Regions from separate parts of the Mus musculus genome. Here region 2 is linked to region 1. A link is a contact called in ENCODE Hi-C or POLR2A ChIA-PET data. All regions are on one chromosome and are shown on one strand. The core of a region is the stretch at or near the end of the contact, and the rest is flanking DNA. Distances in the headings are between cores, read along the strand shown. Region 1 overlaps Clec16a (C-type lectin domain family 16, member A). Region 2 overlaps Clec16a (C-type lectin domain family 16, member A).

Region 1 (5,312 bases), core at 1,261-3,760:
ACAGAGTGAGTTCCAGGACAGCCTGGGCTACACAGAGAAACCCTGTCTCAAAAAACAAAAACAAAAACCGAACAAAAAAGATGGAGGGGGCTGCAAGCCCTGCAGAGCTAGCAAGAGGTCATAGAAAAGCTGAGATGGGGGACTGCTGAGACGCGTGGGTAGCCCTACTCACTATAGAGGCTTTCACACATGAAAAAGAAGCCAATTGTCATATTCCCCAGGTGGGCACAGTGGAGCCTTCACCCAAAGGCACCTCACCACTTCTCCTGTCACTGTTACCGTCAGATCCCAGTCCAGCAGGAAAAGTGTGTCCCACAAGCCACTGCTTCTCTTACCCATCACCTGGCTTGGCTGTGGCAATGGCCTTTCTGGAGCAGCTGGAGGCATGGGGATTTTTGCCTTCAGAGGGTCTCCACTCTATCCTGCCATGTTCTTTTTGCTGTTTGTGTAGATATGTGTCCTGCCTGGTGCAGAAGTACTGATTTTTTTCAAAAGACATTTAGATATGACAGAAAGGACTTTGTCATTGTTCACTTCCAAAAAGGAAGCAGGGGAGAAAAACACTGGTACATATGCAAATCAGGCATGGCCACACAGACCTGTGCATCCATCACTTATCAAAAAGATACAGAATTGGAGGCCAGCCTGGGCACATAGTGCTATTATGTACTAACTAACTAACTAACTAACTAACTAACTAGACAATGATAACAGAACCAAACCCAAAGCACTGTTACTAGTCAGGCATGCCCTCTAGCCTGCCAGAATGTGTTAGCCAGGCTCACTGTGAGGCTGTAGAGGAAGATAGGAAATTCAGGGGACCTGGGAAGGGGAAGGCGTCCGTTCAAAAGCCTACAGAGTTGGTGTCTGTCTTCCTAAAGACACTGCTAGGAGGACATTAGTGAAACCTAGCTTGCTCACTTAGGGCAGGCTGCTTGTGGCCTTGAGTTTAACTCTGTTCACTGTCCTCACCCCTCACACATCTCACTTCCAGAGGGATCTTTACACTAAGACAAATGACTGGCTTATATGCGATCTTTACATGGTTTTAAAGGTCTACTTTCCAGGTTTTTTTCCTTGAAACAGTGTTGTAAATTACACCCTTGGAACAATGTAACCTAAAAAGCCATGTCCTTTTGTGTCCATTGTAAATACATCCAAGTATGACTTTCAAAAGGCCTGTGCCTGTGCCTTGGATGTCAAACTCCCTTCCCCCACAGCATTTAAGTATGCCTTCTCCCTGTCTTAATAACTCTGCTGCAGGTCCTTTTTGTGGCATAGTCAAGGGTTTGGTTTGCCTGAGCAGAACTCCTTAGGCTGCTGGTGGCAGGCACCGCTGTGTGAATTGTCCCCCTGAGCAGCTGACAGGACGGCAGCAGACAGGTGTGCCTGTGTAACTTGGTTCAGCTGAAGTGGGGCGTCTCCCTACTCCTGGTTTCTACCCTGTGTTCCCCTTTGTTCTCTTCTCCTCACTGCTGTAATGAGCAGGTCTAATCTGGGCTAGCAAAGGCTGTGAAGGGATGAAGAGGAAGAGGAGACTGATGCTCAGCAGGGAACTCAAGGATGGGACCGAAGGGAAGGCCCAATTGAAGATGGTTCATAGGGACCTCTGTGCCGGACAGGGCAAGGTGGGGAACTTCCGATATCCTGACTCTTCCCCTGCTAAGGACTCCATGATGCAGCAGTTAGCATAACAGCTGCCATGCACCCAGGGTTATATTATGGACCGTTTAGTTTCTACAAGCATTTTGTTTTGTACATGTAGCAACTGAGGCTCACAGTTTCAGAGAGACACCCAGGGTCACACAAAGCCTTGGTACTCAGACTCTAACGGACTCCAGCTCCATACTTCTGCTCTCACCATGATGCCAAGAACCAGAGAGGTGTGAAGGAAGGGTTGAAGTGCCAGGAACTGAAGTCAACTGTGCTCAAATCTGCATTTCCAAAATGACTTTTAGGAAAACCTTGGGAACCTTGCTCGCCAGGGGATGAGATGAATATGCTTTTCGAAGAGCTGATAGTTCCTGGATATGGAGGGCTCCTGACCGTTAGGCCCAAACAGAGAGGGAGTGCCAGCTGGTAGGGAAGCCCATGCCGAAATAAACCTATGGTAGCTGGGGGGTGATGAAGTCACCCCACCAGCCCTATGGTATCGGAGACCTCTGCTCAGCTCAGTTAGTGAGCACCCCTGGCCTGTGAAGAAAAGTGGGGTGATTCAGAAGGAGAACTCAGACCTCCATCCAGTCTCAGCTGGCAACACCTCTCAGAGGCCTGCTGTGCCTCAGGCGTATAGTGCATGAAGCTTTCCCATTTTCCAATGAAGGGACCCCAAGGTCAGGCTGAGGATGTGTCCTCATATCCCTGAGCTGGTGGTCACATTATAGAGAGAACCCTCATCCCTACCTTTCCATCTGCCTCCTTCTTGGTGCCCTTCCCTGTCCTCTAAGGTGAGGAGTCCTAAGACTCAAGGAGTGCCAGGGAAGGAAGCTGCTGGGGGCACACAGCTCCACTGCCCCCCAGTGGTTAGCATGCTGCCACGGCCTAGGTCTGTGAGCTTTTACTGAAAGCCACAGCAACTTCCCTTTCACCCTGTGAAATAAGTGACATCCTTCTTAACACCCGTTATCAATCTCTGACTGCTTTTAATAGAAGCAGCTCACAGTGTGTGTGTGGTAGATATAAACAGAGGGGAAAACTGCTTGCCTCAGGGCTTTACAGAGAGAGGAGGTGGGGTGCTTTAAAAGCGCACTGCACCAGGGCTGCAGTTGCTCTGGGGGCTGGGGAGAGGGATTACTGGAAGACGTGTAGCAATGAATGGTCCATGGTGGAGCCTGGGCTCCGCAGCAGTACCCGTGCCTGTCAACATCACATTTTGCTGCCTGAGGACATTTGTCACAGAAGACTGTGGTTTGCTTGCCTGTCATCCCTTCTCTGAGTGGCCCCTGAGCTGATTCAGAGAACCCACAAACACAGCAAACTGCTTTCCCTCAGCCATGACTTTCAAAGGGCTTCTGAAGCGCATTCCTCTGAGGCAGGTCCTCCTCAAGTGAGTCTTCTGAGGACCTGGGCCCATGCACATGACGTACTACTGCCTGATGCAATGGAGAGTTTGACAGAGCTAACTAACATTGCAAGCATGTTTCTGGATGATTTTAAAATAAACACCGACAGAGTGGAGGGCTGGGAATGTCTAAACAGCAATTCTGAGTGTGAAGGATGGCCGGAATCTGAGTGACTGCAGCTGTGTGGCCTGGACACAGGAGTGATGGATGCAGAAATTCCAGCTGCAGGAAGTCTTCCCTGGCACCTCTCTGATGGGCCGACTGGCTTGGAGGGGGGGCCTGGCAGGCTGAATCCTGCTCCCTGACAGTCGTCTTGGCCTTCTAACCAACTCCATTCTCTGAGCTAGGAGCCTTCTCTGGGCCACCTCCTGACCCTTGACAAGGGCTTCAAGTTGAGGACTCTTGGATGGAAGCTGTTTTTCTGTCACACAGGTGGCAAAGATGGCCAGTTTTTCAAGATATGAGCTATCATTAAGGTCCCTACTAGCTCTAACTCAGCCCAGCAATTGCACAGTGGTAAGTCCCTTCCAGTAAAGCACCAGGCTGGAATACAGCTGCCGACAGGGCTCACACTCACGCTCCAGGTCCTCTGAGACACTGAGTAACCAGATGCAGTACAATGCCCGTGCTCATGGTACTTGCACAATGGACATCATACACTGGGCACTTCCACTGAATGCAGTCAAGTACAATAAGCTCCACCCATGTTCCTGACACAGGAAAGCCCCACTTCAAAGTGCCAAAACTAAATTGCAGAACACGATGAATACAGTCCTAGTTGTGTAAAAATGGCAGCCATTCAGTAGGTCAATATTTACTGAGTAGCAAATAAGAGCAAGGCCCATGTCAGGGCTGGGGTGACAACCGTGATACAAGCAGGCCAGGCTCTGTGGGAAGACAGGTGTGAGTGTGTGCAGATACAAGGGCGGGGAATCAAGAGCCGCATGCCCCAGGCTAGCCTGGGTGAGGCACTGGGCAGGAGAGGAAGATGACATTCACCTTTTAGCAGACTATGCGTGGTTTTAGTCTTTTACAAAGGAAGTATGTTCAGCTATTATTTGCTAGGCAAACATGTATACAGCAAAGAGAAGGCGTGGAAGAGCGTTCCAATTCCCAGCACCAGGATGGGCTTCTATCCTAGTGTAAATACAGGGCTGAGGTGGAGTGAGCCAGCTGTCCAGCCACTGTCAGTGGGTATTGATCGGGATCATTTCTACTCTTTGAGAAGAGGGTGTAGAGGACAGACTAGCAGCAAAGTGCACTGTGGAGGAGCCCATGGCTCGGGGCTATGGGTACTCTCAGGCCTGAGGCTACACCTAACAGAACACAAAAATTCAATTATACTGAACTGCCTGTCTTCCCCTTCCAGGATGTCAGGTGCAGTGGAGAAGCTGTGACCCTCTCCAGGTAGCACTCTCTGGGTGCAGAGGTGTTTTGCGTTTCCTGCCTTCAGCTATAAGTGGGTCCTAGAGTCTGGACCCAGAACATCAGCCTGTATACTGAAGCAGAACCCTCTGGCTTTCATTTCTGGCCAAGGGGTATCTGATGCACCTAGAGCAGAGTCTTGTCATAAGGATGGCAGGGTTATTGAGGAGGGAGGTAATCTTTAGCTCTCTGCCAACTTCTCCCTGCCTTAGCTGTAGAGGGCAGACTAGCAGCAACTAGTATACCTTTGAGCTGTGCATGCAACCTTTCAGAGCCTTGAATCTCCTAGTCTAACCCACCAGCTGCTTCTCAAATACAGGAAGGTTGGGAAGGATGTTGCCTTTGGTCTGAAACTTAAAGCAGGGCAGTGTCTATGTGCTACACAGTTGAGATACATGAGGCTTAAACAATGGACGTGCTAGATGCATGGCCCATTAAGCCAACTCTGTCCATACTTACATCTACAGGCCACAAGAATCAACTCATTTAGACTCAGTTCATAAAACAAAGTGACGGTACTGCATATTAAATGTTCTTAAGACCATCTCATCCTCCTCCTGCCATATGATAAGCATTCCTGCTGGGCCATGTGAGCTGGCAGGGGCCCTGAGATGGCCTAGCAAGCACACGCACCTCAAGTGCCCGCTAGCACCAGTAGTGGTACAAGATGGTACAATTGTGAAGGACTTCAGATTTTATGAGCTATGGATCCCACAATGTCACTGGCATAGTTTAGGATGGGCTAACCTGCCTATCTTAGGCTGAGGGAGGAGGAAAAACTGAGAAAAGTATTAAACACACAATGAGCATGATGCAGTGGTTCTC
Region 2 (5,312 bases), core at 968-3,467, 70 kb before region 1:
CATGCTGTCCCCAAGACGAGCCAAGGTCAGGAGAGCTAAGGAAAATAATTGTTCATTTACGCAACTTTTCTTTCTTTTCTTCTTTAGACAGGGTCTCAGTCAGGGCTGGCCTCAAACTCTGCTGTAGCCGAGGACAGCTTGGACTTCTGCTCCTTCTCCCTCTAGCTCCTGAGTGTTGGGAGTACAAGCAGTACCTCGAGGCTCGCTTTATGTGGGCCTGGGCTCAGACCTTGTGCATGCCAGGCAAGCACAGGGCTTCAATCCCTCACTCTTGTAACTTAATATGGTTAGAGACGGAGAAGGCTCAATCCTGTGCAAAGATTTGGGTCACTGATAACTTCTGGTCTTGTCAGAAAAACCAGGGGACAAAAGGATAAAACTGCTTCTCAGTTTTATCTGGGACCTGCAGGAAGATGGGAAACTCAGAGGAAATGCCTGCAGGAAGGAGGGGTGTGGTCAGAGGGTCAGAGCCAGGCCAGAGTGAACTAAGCATTTCTGACGCAGGGGAGGGTGACATGGAGGGAGCTGCTTCAAGTTTGAAGTCAATCCTGGATGCTGGACCTGACTCCTGCCTTAGCCTCAGTGGTGTTTTGGGGAGAGGGATGACTTGGGAAAGTTCCAGGACTTTGGAACCATGACTTGGGGAACCAGGACCAGGGCACAGAGCAGGAAATGGGGAGACCAGGCAGTTGGTAGCTAAGTGGGAATGCACAAGCTGGACCAGGAACAAGAGGGAGGACTCACAGTGTTCTTAGGGTGGTGGTCTCAGAGACAAACTCTAAGAGGAGAGCTAAGAATAAAGTCACAGAGCAAGCCCAGCGGGAGCATGCGCAAACACCATGCTGAGGATGGTACACTGGTCCATCTTATGTTGGCTGTATTTTACCACCTCAAAATGTGCACAGACACACGTGCGCGACACACACACACACACACACACAGACACACACACACACACAGGTCTATGGACTGGGTGATCAGAACCTTAGTGTAAAAACCTAGGCAGGATGCTTAGAGAGGCTGAGGGGAAGAGGGAGCCTGCGGAGGGAGATCAGGGAGGCTCTCAAGCCTGGGCCCCAAGAGCCGTCCCTTTCTTTTTCCTGTCAGCCCTTGGGATAGTGGCTGTAAGTGCACAGAGTGACATTTACACTTGCAAGGGCAGCCTGACCTTCTCCCCAGCATCATTTCCAATAAACACTCCCTGTTTTCTGCCTCAAAGAGGCTCACAAAGAAACTCTAAAACTCTGGCACACATGGATGCCAGAAATGCAAGGAACTAAAGGTACATCGTGGGACCAGTATCTGAGGGACAATTCCTCATCAGGACTCCATAAAGACAGGCATCCTGGCCAGTGTCATCTCAGCACTCTGACGGCTGAGGCAGGAGCATCAGTCCCAGGCTAGTCTGACTTTCATTGTTGTCTCAGAAACAACTCCACAGAATGTGAGTGTATACAACCGGGTCTGACACTGAGCACACATGCTCATATGTGTGCACGCGGCACCATGAGGGTGCACAGGGCACTGGGCCCACACTGTTCTGATAAGGAGCCCACTGACTCCTTCCATGCTACTGCGTTTGATTTCACAGAGAAAGTGTTGACCTAGCCTGATGCCTTTTCTCACCAGGGGTCAAGCTGAGGCTTGCCATCTAGTTGAGCTAGACACGTGAGTCACTCGGTTCCTGGGACAGATAAAGAAACACGTGGTGTTAAGCTCTCCGTTGAGGGGCTGGCCACCCAAAAGCACTTTTGTTGAAGTGCAGTGGAGCCGGGTGTCATGGCAGAGGCCACAGTCTCAGAACTCAGAGGCGGAGGCAAGAGGATCACTTGGGCCAGTCTGAGCAACACAGCAAGACTAATTGCAAAAAGTAAGAACTAAGACACAAGAAGGAGCAATGGGCAAACAGACTGAGTGTGACTGGGTGCTGGAGCAGACCACTCAAGTCCCTGCAAGACCCTTTAGTGTAGCTGTGATAGGCAAAGGCTGACCAGGAACACAAAACTCACTCACTGTCTGACTGGTTCCTGAGGCAGTCTGGAATTCTGTATGGGTTCTCTCTTAGTTTGGGGTGTCTGTGGGTTCCCAATTTGAGCCCTTGTTAAAAAGCCACTTGGAATATGCCTAGTTTTATATGGCAGAAAGGGGATACAGCAGGCACTGCTGGTAATAGCACACTAGTTGACTGCTAAGGGCACCCTTCCTCTTGGCTGTGGTCCCAATCTGAGCCGGGCCTACAGGCTCTAAAACCACTTCTGGCCAGAGGTCTTGGCCATAAGGCACAGGAGCTGTTTCTCAAAGACAGACTGCCTCCCTTCTATACTCAGAAGGGCAGGGTTTGCAGGAAAGCTTTTGGGAGATGGGGAAAAGGAATCTACTTGCTTCCAACAAGATAAAGGTATGGACACAGGCCGACCTGTATGAGCCTCAGACGCCCGTTCCTTAGGGGCCCCTGGATTGCAGCATTTACTCCCTGGGTCTTGTCTCTAGGAATACAAGAACTTTCTCTAGCTGGTCTGTGCCAGCTGGTGGAGCCCCTGCTTGGTCCCTCATTGTGGGTTTCAACTGCACACATGCCTCTGTGGTGATCTGATGGTCCTGGCCTGCCTCTGTTCATCTGTGAGAACATACTTGGTCACTTGGTGTCCCTAATGTATGTGCACAGTAGGAACTCAGCACGAACCCATCTACCTAGAGAGACAGCACAGTGAGGAAGCCAGGGAGAAGCCTGCAAGTGAAAGGCCCGTCTAGCAGAGGAATGTCTTGGGTCAGGTCTCGAGGCTCCCTAACCAAGATGGGCAACCTGCACCACTGGTGCCTGGGAGCACAGGCTGAAGCTCCCCACGAGAAACGGAGAATGCCCATCCTGGGGTACATGTGGGTCTCTTTCAGACCCAGACAGGAAGTATGGGTCAGTTAGCGGGACAAAGCAGATGCACACGTAATCCTCCCAGCCTCAGCCGGTCTCATGCTCAGTTTGGGGATAACCCTGAATCAGAAGAGAATGTGGCTTTCTGGGCTCTACTGTGCTTTCCTCACACTGGGACCCATAAGGCCCAACATCTGCTACCTGGACTAAGTGAGTCCCAGGCTCGGTGAGTGGGACCATGGCTTTGAAGCTGGGCCCACAGGCAACTGTGTATGATGAAGGACGGCTGTAAGACAGTTGTTATAGTCAGGACTCAAACTATGACCTGGGCTCATGGTATCACCCTGGGATACCCAGGAAGACTCAGGGGCATGTCCCGTACTCTGCTGGGTTATTTTAGAAGGCAGAACATGGCTATGCCGTCACCAAGGATACGGTTCACATTTGGATTCTCCTACCTGCTAATGGCAGCATGGCAGATAAGTCACATGATCTGTCAGAACCATTACACTTTCCAATGGAGGAGAGTAGGGAAGGCCTCAGGGAGGTGTGGATGTAATGCACCCAGGTAAGGCGCCCAGCCCTAGGACACCATGCAGGGTATACACACACACACACACACACACACACACACACACACACACACACACACACACACACACGGGGTGACCATGTATGGGCTGGGGAGGAACCCACACTGACCATGAGTGTCCAGGCCATGTGAAACGCTAGAAAAGCATGAGTCTTCACTGGCTCTTTAACTGGTGTAAGGCAGGTCTGTCACCTGTGGGGTTTGGGAAGCTATTTGTATGGTCTTCACTTCAGACACACAGAGTTTCTTTGTTTTCAAGAACATTCCAATCTGTTCTTCTGGCTGTCTTGAAATCAACGGAAAGGTATTGGGACCTAGAGATGCCCTATCACACTACCCATCCCTAACCCTTACACCAGCTGTATTTTTGTGATGTGCCCCTTGTATAAATTTGAGTATGACTTGGAGCAGCCGTGGGAAACTGGCCTTTTGCTGGCATCAATCAATACTTTCCTGAACAGACACTTGGCCTTGCAGTGGACACTGGTGTCTCTGAGTCTCTGGAGTTTGTTTTCCTTGTTTCTAGGAGCCTGGCCATTGCTCTCTAACCTAAGCAGCTCCCTGGCCTCTGGGAGGTTTAGTAAATAAAATGTCAGCAGTGCTCTGAGTTAGTACCATGCCCTCAAAACTACTCTGAGGACAAATGGACTCTTGGCAAAGCCATGCTGTTTAGGCTGGGCAGCAGGCAGATACGGATGATGCGGGGACTGGCTCCTCAGGTTCATCTAACTACCAGCTGGCTAGCTGAGGACAGCACCTCTAGTTGATGGTGGCAGCCCTGTCAGGTACAAAAACTGGCCAGTAGGCTATTCTCTGCTTCCTAAATACTGCAATACCACTTAGAGCTAGTGTCAAACTCTGACACGTGGTTTCTGGCAGTCCTTTAGCACAGCCTGATAGGGAATAGGTGTGGGAGGTACAGTCTGGCTAGGCTGGACCTTCAGGAACAAAGCATGCACTTGGTTCTGGATCGAAGGCGTAACCTACACTGGAACACTGAGGTGGAGATGCTTGTGGGCTCTAGGAGTCTCTTCTCAGGACCAACAGCTGTGTCTCAGAACATCTGATTCCCTCCCCAAGAATGAAGCCGAGCTCTTGGCCAGGTCAGCCTCTCTAAAAGAGGTGAGCTATTGTGGAGTGGACAGAGGTGGATGGGTAGCCAGGCTCAGGCTTTTACTGTCATGTCACATAAAAAATGGGGCTGGTGTGCCTGCCGGGATGCAAAGAGGGAGCAGACACCTTAGAGATCCTGACTATCACTTATTCACTAGAACTGCCTGGCCATGTGACAGCCAGGCTAATGGCCCCTGGATTTGTGAGATTCAAAGACATGTTGTTGGCACTGGGCAGGGAATAGTAGGGATGGGGGCTGAGGGAGGCCAAGGTAGAAATAATGAGCACATGTCATAGGGTTGATTTGGACAGTGTAAGGCTTCTCTTGGTTTTAGTTTTAGGCAGAGAAGTGTGTGGCTACCTGCTCACTTAGATGTTGGTTCTACCTCCTCAAAAATGGAAGAAAGGTGTCTATACTATGTAGAAAAGATCTTCTGTCCTAGGAGTGCTGGCAAACAGGAGTGGGCTCAAATGCAGATCCAGAAATGTGCATGTCAGCAAGTGCATGAACACAGCACATGGATATACAACCCTGCACTCCTGTCCCAGAGCAAGGTGAAACCAAAAATAGGATTCCAGAGGTGGCCTTAGCCTTGAAGCATGCCCCCTCTGCATTTCCTGGATGTGCTTCTGGGGGTAGCTCAGCAACTGCTTCAATCGGTAGCTAACACCTGAGTCCAGATGTTACTCCCCACTAGCCTGGGGGCAAGGAGAGGATCTGACAGCACATTGGAAGAG

The links. A loop is a pair of places that touch in the nucleus more often than their neighbours do. ChIA-PET counts read pairs that join two places held with the same protein, here RNA polymerase II (POLR2A).
Region 2: a loop to region 1 is called in a map of regulatory T cell, with 1.8 times the contacts of the local background. The contact joins two enhancer-like sites. A Hi-C loop is called at or near these places in 1 of 37 maps with a recorded cell type or tissue (regulatory T cell). POLR2A ChIA-PET finds 5 or more read pairs at or near these places in 1 of 5 experiments (embryonic stem cell).

The regions. Positions count from the first base shown.
Region 1 is chr16:10,663,008-10,668,319 of GRCm38, reverse strand. All of the region lies in intron 18 of Clec16a (C-type lectin domain family 16, member A), which reads right to left. Among named protein-coding and RNA genes, the nearest start is that of Gm52264, 7.3 kb to the right of the region's middle. Within about 2 kb of position 2,510, at least 2 of the 3 ENCODE cell types and tissues checked have a DNase peak (open chromatin) inside an H3K27ac peak, as active enhancers do.
Region 2 is chr16:10,732,886-10,738,197 of GRCm38, reverse strand. The region is part of intron 22 of Clec16a (C-type lectin domain family 16, member A); the gene reads right to left. Among named protein-coding and RNA genes, the nearest start is that of Socs1, 50 kb to the left of the region's middle. Within about 2 kb of position 2,217, at least 1 of the 3 ENCODE cell types and tissues checked has a DNase peak (open chromatin) inside an H3K27ac peak, as active enhancers do.